3 separate regions of the Homo sapiens genome follow, and regions 2 and 3 are each linked to region 1. Evidence: chromatin loops called from intact Hi-C (ENCODE). Cell type or tissue: heart left ventricle. All regions are shown on one strand.

Evidence for each region. Peaks named below come from ENCODE experiments on the same cell type or tissue, not always from the same donor. Only the 100,000 strongest peaks of a DNase experiment are listed, where the experiment ranks them.
Region 2: a loop joins it to region 1, with 11 times the contacts of the local background. A loop is called at or near these places in 96 of 110 quality-filtered maps.
Region 3: a loop joins it to region 1, with 2.5 times the contacts of the local background. A loop is called at or near these places in 22 of 110 quality-filtered maps.

Annotation. Positions count from the first base shown.
Region 1 is chr22:44,625,040-44,627,539 of GRCh38, forward strand. It overlaps LINC00229 (long intergenic non-protein coding RNA 229), which reads right to left and starts at 380. Exons shown (of 5, transcript NR_044991.1): 1 at 278-380. In heart left ventricle, CTCF peaks have their summits at 1,373 (motif pointing left) and 1,573; a DNase peak (open chromatin) is centred at 1,342.
Region 2 is chr22:44,084,852-44,087,351 of GRCh38, forward strand. All of the region lies in intron 1 of PARVB (parvin beta), which reads left to right. Among named protein-coding and RNA genes, the nearest start is that of PARVB, 62 kb to the left of the region's middle. In heart left ventricle, CTCF peaks have their summits at 1,071 (motif pointing left) and 1,271; a DNase peak (open chromatin) is centred at 960; H3K27ac peaks cover 981 bases.
Region 3 is chr22:44,333,957-44,336,456 of GRCh38, forward strand. No RefSeq gene overlaps it. Among named protein-coding and RNA genes, the nearest start is that of SHISAL1, 22 kb to the left of the region's middle. In heart left ventricle, no CTCF peak of the experiment used is centred here; no DNase peak of the experiment used is centred here.

The DNA.
Region 1 (2,500 bases):
CCCGGCAGCAGCACCAGTGTACCCTGAGCTGCTGCCCAAGGGCCTGGCCTGGGCACACACAGAGGGGCCAGCTGGGCTCGTGGCCTCTCAGGGCCATTTCAGGCCGGCCCCCATGCTGGCAAACCACGGGGAAGGCCCAGAGAGGGTGGGGCCCTGTGGGATTTAGGGGGGATCAGAGGGCACACACTCTTCCAAGAGCCAGAAAGAACCCTGGACCCTGCGGGAACCGCACCCTCAGCCCCTCCCGGGCTGCAGTAGGTCTGGGGGCTGGGAGCACCTGGGCGGGGGGACGGCGTCGCCTGCCAGCCACAGGGTCTCCAGACGGCTCAGATGGGGAGCCAGCCCCAGTGTCGCTTGGAAGGAGGCAGTTCTAGGTGGTCCAGGTTCCCAGTGTCATGGAAACAACAGTGGCTGTTTGTTAAAGTGACAGCGTCATTGTTTTCATCATCATCATTACTTGCTGGACGCTGAGCGCCGGGAGCCTCACTCACCCATCCCAGGGGGTCCTCTCCACACCCCATCAGGAGGCGGATGGGCAGGGACACACCGCTGGTGGGTGGGGACTGGCCTGGGACTCTGAGGGCCAACCCCCAGCTCCTATGGCAGTGACAGTGGCTCACGAGCAGAAGGCCAGGGAGATGAAAGGGATGGGGGTTCCCAGGGAGGCCCCTTCCCCTCCCTGAGCCTCAGTTTCCTCCTCTGTAAAATGGGGATGAGGCTGGCCCATCCCAGGGCAGGCAGGGCTGCTGGGAGCTGACCAGGCAGAGGGTAAGACTTTGTGGACAGCATTTCTCCAGACATTTGGGAAGGGGAGTGCAGGGAACTAGCAGGTCCCATGACCAGAGGACCCCGCGCTGGGTTGAGTGCTCTGCCATCCTGTCTTGAGATTCTTAGTCATTGGTGAAGGAGAGCCCCCATTCTGGTTCACCTTGGCTGGGCCAGCTCATTATTTGGCTGGTCCTGGATGTGGGCAGCCCCAGGATGCAGCCCTCCTCCTCAGGCTGCCCCCACACACCCCCGGCCGGGGCAGGCTGGCCGCCTCCCCGCTGGGCCTTCCTCCCGGGAAACTTCCCTGACTGCCATCCCCCCTCACCTGGGGGCCTCCCTCCCACAGCCTGGGCAGGGGTCAGACACAGCAGGAAGGGTTTGCTGATGGGCTACATGGTGATCCTTGGGGAACACTGAGGGGCGCAGGTGTGGCTTCCCCAGCCCAGCCCTAGGAGGGCCCACAGCTGGAATTTTCATCGTCCAGAACCGTCCTGGACGGCGCCCACGAAGGGGGCCAGGTGTGAGGCAACCCCAGGAAGGACGGTGGCTCTCCAGTCTCCGCCTGCAGGCGGCCTGATGGGATCTGTGGGGCACTGCTGCCACCTAGTGGTTGATGAAGAGAAGGCAGCACACACCCACCTGGGAAGAATAATGTTAATTAAGTTAGAGAGTGAGTTAGAGAGTTGTTAGTTAGAGAGAGTTAGAGAGTTAGAGAGTTAGGGTTAGGGTTAGGATTAGGGTTAGGGTTAGGGTTATGGTTAGGGTTACCTTTACGGTTAGGGTGAGACGGGGACATCCAGTCAGGATAAGCATGGGGGACCAATGCAGAAGATACAAGTTTCCTGGATGCTTCAGACAACCCAACTTTCTTCCCTTCCCCACCACTGTTCTCCAGTTAACTACTTATCAGCTTACCCTGTGCACAAGGTAATGAAGACGGTCATACAGCCAGTGAGTTGCAGGGATCGCAGGAACCCCACGACCACCAGGTGGACATTCAAAAGGCAAATCGCATCCCTGAGGACCCCACACTAAAAGCCAAGCTCGAGCCAGCTCTTCCCTCCTCAGGTGAAAGCTGTGAAAGCTTGAGGCTCTGTTGCAGGCTGCAGGGAGGAAGGGGCACCACCCTCTCCCTCCTGCCCTTCCTTCCTTGTGGGTGGTCCTATTCTTCTGTCCTGGTTTTGCAAACGCAGCTTCCAATCCCCTTTCCCACGGGGAGCCCCTCCTGTGTAGAGACAGGAGCCTCCCTGGGCAGAGACCCCAGCTCTGCCTCCGAGATGCCCCCAGGTGACCTTCAGAAGTGAAAATGGACCTCCAGCCCCACCTCTTCAAGGTGCAGCTGGCCAGTGAGTTAGCGAGAGAAGGAAGCCAGGCAGGGGGCAGGGGCACCGTGCTTAAGAGGCGGCCTCGGGGCCAGGTGCAGTGGCTCACACCTGTAATCCCAGCACTTTGAGAGGCCGAGGTGGGCGGATCACCTGAGGTCAGGAGTTTGAAACTAGCCTGACCGACATAGAGAAGCCCCGTCTGTATTAAAAATACAAAATTTTTTTAGTAGAGCTGGGCGTGGTGGCTCATGCCTGTAATCCCAGCTACTCGGGAGGCTGAAGCAGGAGAATGTCTTGAACCCGGGAGGCAGAGGTTGTGGTGAGCCGAGATCTCGCCATTGCACTCCAGCCTGGGCAACAAGAGCAAAACTCCATCTGGAAAAAAAAAAAGAGAGAGAGGCAGCATC
Region 2 (2,500 bases), 540 kb before region 1:
GTTTCCTTTAGGGTCCCCACTGCACCCTGTACATAACCCTGCCAGGACATCTGTTTATTTTCCATTCTTGTAGCTTTATTTTTATTTCAAAAGGAGTACAAGAACACAGTCTGGTGGCAGAGCCTCCCTCTGTCTCCTCCTTACCTTCAGCCACTGGGCCTTGCATCAGTAATGCTGCTCTTGTCATTCTGGAGCATGCCCTTTCATTTCTTTTTCTGTGAATTTTGATACGTACACATAGAAATACATAGTGGTGAGTTTTCTAGTTGTATTTTTTACATAAATATCATGCTGTATTTATTTTAAAGTGTCTCACCATGTTGCCCAGGCTGGACTTGAACCCCTGGGCTCGAGTGATCCTCCCACCCCAGCTCCAAGTAGCTGGGACAACAGATGTACACCACCACACCCAGCCTTTGCTGTATTGTTCTGCAACATGGTTTTCTTTTTCTTTTTCTTTTTCTTTTTAATTTTTTGAGACAAGATCTGGCTCTGTCACCCAGGCTGGAGTGCAGTGGCGTGATCTTGGCTCACTGCAACCTCCGCTTCTCGGCTTCAAACTTTCTTCCCAGCCTCCTGGGTAGCTGGGACTACAGATTCACACCACCATTCCTGGCTAATTTTTGTATTTTGTGTAGAGATGGGGTTTTGCCTTGTTGCCCCGCTGGTCTCGAACTCCTGAGCTCAAGCCATCCACCTACCTCAGCCTCCCAAAGTTCTGGGATTATAGGTGTGAGCCACTGCAGCTGGCCCAACCTGCTTTTGCTTTTTTAAAAAATCTCAACACCATGCTATGTATTGCACTTAATTAATTGTGCATCGAATCCTTCACGAGCCTTCTGTGCCAGGTGCGAGGTCGGCTGCTGGGTGGAAGTGACCAGGATACGTCTTCCCTCGGCTACACGCAGACTCTCCACGGTGCAAGGGCAGGGCCTGCCCAGCCCCATGCCCAGCCCTTTGGCATCCATCCACCAGTGTTAGTTAGATCAGCAGGCTGTCATGCCCAAGGCTTGCTGCCATCTGAATAGGACAGGGTTTCAGCAGTGAGCTCTTGATGTGGAGTCTGCGCCACCTGTTGACCTTCTTTGGATTTACCTTATTGAAATGTTCACACATTTCTTTTAGCTTCTCAACTTATTTCATCTTGAGAAATGGGCTGGAACCTCATGCCCCAGCACAACAAGCCCCATAAATCAGATGTTCAAGCTGAGCGATCCTTCCGGTTTGGGCCACAGTCACGGGGCTTTCTTACTCCTCTAGTCATGTCAGCACCGTTCAGAAACTCATCCTTGGCTTAGAGATGATAGTGAGTTACATGTACATAAATACACCGAGCTCATTACCCTGGGCCGGCATCCTGCATGACAAGGGCCCACATCCATTTCTCGGCAAAAACAAACTACATCTGCCACTTGAAACGTCAAGAAGCGCTTTCTTGTATGTTGTGCTCCATGGATCACTGGAAGTCCTTTCCCTCTTTTCCCATGTCCGGGCCAGGAGGAGCAGCTGCTCTCTGGCACTGTTAGCCTTTGCTGCCTTTTATCCTAGGCAAGACACTTTGTTATTCCTCCGATTTGTAATCCCAAGAACCTTGGAGATTGGACTTGGAGTTCGTAACCTCCTGGGGAGGGCCAGGCCTCACATTTCAAGGCCTTTGCACGCGTGATGTGCCAGCAACAGCTCAGCCCTTTGAATTATGATCCGCGACTCCCTCCAATCACCTTCCTTCTGGATGTCAGAAAAGACTGCCCAACAGCATCTCCTCCCAGCTGCCGAGGCTGATGATGTTTTTATTCTGATTTAGATCTCACTTAGGTCTTATTTTAACTCCACTGAGCTGCAAGATCTTCACTGAAGTACAACTGGACTTATTTTTAGAAAAACTGCTCTGTTAAGAAGACCTTCGTGCCTGATGAAGTTAGTTATTCTGATAAATTACAGCTTCTACGAAGAAACCACACCCCTCTGAGTACGGATGGAAGTTGGAAAATTCATAGAAAGCTGTCATTTCCTGGCAGAGGCCTGGAAAACCTCATTTAACAGAGATGTCTTTGGGTTCCTGCTTAAGCCCAAGCGAAGGATCCCGATGCCCCCTCCCCAGCTGGGAAGAGGAGCTGGTGGCGTGAGTTGGCACAGAGCCGCACCTTTCTTTCTCCTCCTGTATCCTCCCGCAAGCTCTGAAGACCACTCTGTTTCTTTGAGCAGGATCAGTTGTAACTAGAAGTGGGTAGGATTTGAAAAGGGCTGGTTAAGTGTTTAAAACTGGGGCAGCTTTCCTGCCATTTTCCAGTTCTTTTAGATGTGCAGGGATGGAGAATGGCTGTTTTTGTTGGGGTTTTCTCTTTGATCCTGGTTCAGACGGGGCCCTCTGAAATTTCTCGCCCTGATCTTTTGTTCTCTATGAAAACCAGGAATTGCACGGATGGTGTAGAAAGTCCCCGTAGGTGGCAAAGCATCTCTGCTGTGTTGAAATGACACACTTAGAAAAGTGTCAGAAAAT
Region 3 (2,500 bases), 290 kb before region 1:
CAAGAGAGGCCATGGAACAGGTAGAAGTGCCCGGTGCTGGTGGTGGCGGGGCTGGAAGGTGCCTGCCAGACTGTCCCGTCTGATTTTGGCTGTTATGCTGGAGAGGTGCCTGTCATCTGTGCCCTAGCAGGGACCGTGTCTCAGGCTCTCAGTGCCAGGGACACTCAGCGTTGAGGGATGCGGGCTGAGCAAGGGGAGGAAGTGTAGGGGTGTCACAGCAGGCCGCCTGTGTTGCTGGGATGGGGTGTGTTGTGTGTGTGGTGTCTGTGTGTGTGGTGTATAGTGTGTGTATGTGTGTGTTGTGTGTTGTGTTTGTTGTATGAGTGGTGTGTGTGTGTTGTATGTGTGATTTGTATGTGGTGTTTGGTGTGTGCATGTGCTATGTGTGTTCTGTGTATGCGTATTAAATGTGTGGGGTGTATGGTACATGTGTGAATATGTATGTGTGTATGAGAGAATCTGAATGAGTGGTGTGTGTTTTGTGTGTGTGGTATGTGTGTGAATATGAGAGTGTGTGAGTGCTGTGTGTTTTTTGTGAGTGTGGTATGTGTGTGAATATGAGAGTGTGTGAGTGGTGTGTGTGTCTTGTGTGTGTCATATGTCTGTGTGGTACTGTATATGAGGTGTGTGATGTATGTTTACGGTGTGTCTGTGTGTTATATATAGTGTGTGGTGGTGTGTGTGGTATGTGTGAGATGTGTATGTTTGTGAGTATACCTAGGACTGTTGAAAGTGTGTGCTGTGTGTGTGTTGTATGTGTTGTGTGTGTACGTGTGTATAAGAGTGTGTGTTGTGTGTTATATATGTATGTTATGTGTGTTGTGTGTCATGTGTGGTATATGAGTATAAATGTGTGTGTTGTATGTGTGCGTTGTGTGTATGTGGTATGGTTGGTGTGTGGTCTGCGCTGTGTATGGTGTGTTTGTGAATGTGTGTGTATGTGTGTGTGTATGAAAGTGTGAGCAGAGTGTGTTGTGTGTATATATGAAGATACGAGTGTGATATGTATATGTGAGTGATGTGTGTCAATGTGTGTGTCTCAGGCTGTGTGTGTGTGAGTATGAGTGATGTGTGTGAGGGTTTGAGTGGTGTGTGGTGGTTTGTGGGGTGTGTGGTGTGTGTGAGTGTGTGAAGGTGTGAGTGAATGGTGTGTGGTGGTGTTTGGGGGGTGTATGAGGGTGTGAGTGGCGTGTGTGTGTGAGGGTGTGAGTGCTGTGTATGGGGCCTGTGGTGTGTTTGTATGTGAAGGTGTAAGCAGTGTGGGGATGTGGTGTGTGTGTGTGTATGAGTGGGTGTGTGTGAGGGTGTGAGTGGTGTATGTGTGTGAAGGTGTGAGTGCTGTGTGTGTGCTGTATGTGGGGTCTGTGGTGTGTTTGTATGTGAGGGTATAAGTAGTGTGGGGATGTGGCGTGTGTGTGTATATGAGTGGGTTTGTGTGAGGGTGTGTGTGGTGTGGGGAGTGCCAGTGTGTATGTATGTGTGTGAGGTGCGAGTGAATAGTGTGTGTGGTGTGTGGTGTCTATGTGTGTGTAAGGATGTGAATGGTGTGTGTGGTTTTGTGTGTGTGGTGGGGGTGTGTGAGTGTGTATGTGAGTGTGCGTGAGGGTGTGAGTGGTGTGGGTTGTGTCTGTGTGAGATGTGAGTGGTGGTGTGTGAGTGTGTGTGAGGGTGTGAGTGAATGGTGTGTGTGAGGTGTGAGTGGATGGTGTGAATGAGTGGGGTGTGTGCTGTGTGTGCTGGGGTGTGCGATGGCTGTTGGCATGCGGGGGTGGTAGAATGAGGCATCTCCCTTTTTGGGGTGCGCATGTCTGGAATCTCCATATGGTGAGTGTGTCGGTGCATGTTTCCACGTGTATGTGTGGTGGTGTGTGTGTGTGCATGCATGTGTGATGTGTGTCTGTGTATGTGTGGTAAGTGTGGTGTATGTGTGGTTTGTGTCTGTGTATCTGTATGTATGTGTGGTGTATCTGTGTATGGTATGTGTGGTGTGTGTTTCTGTGTGTATGCGTTGTGTGTGTGGTGTGTGTATGTATGGTGTGTGTGTGGTGTGTGTCTGTGTGTGTGGTGTGTGTCTGTATATCTGTGTGTATGTGCGGTGTGTGTATCTGTGTATGTGTGGTGTGTGTTTCTGTGTGTCTGTGTGGTGTGTGTGTAGTGTTTGTGTGTGGTGTGTGTATGTGTGCTGTGTGTGTCTGTGTCTGTGTGTGTATGTGTGATGTGTGTGTGTCTGTGTGGTGTGTGTCTTTGTATCTGTGTGTGTATGTGTGTGTGTGTGTGGTGTGTTCAGGGCATGTGGAAAGCGTCATCATTTAGTGGAGCCCCTCCCCCTCATCCTCCCTCCCTCCGCCCTTCACCTGCCACTGGGTGGGGCTCTGTGCCTGTCCCAGGTAGTGCTGGACACCCACAGACCAGAAGAGGTCCCTGCCCCAAAGAAGCTCACTGTCGGGTTGGTGACGGCCCAAATGTTAAGGCTCTGTCACTCCATCTCCTACAGGATGAA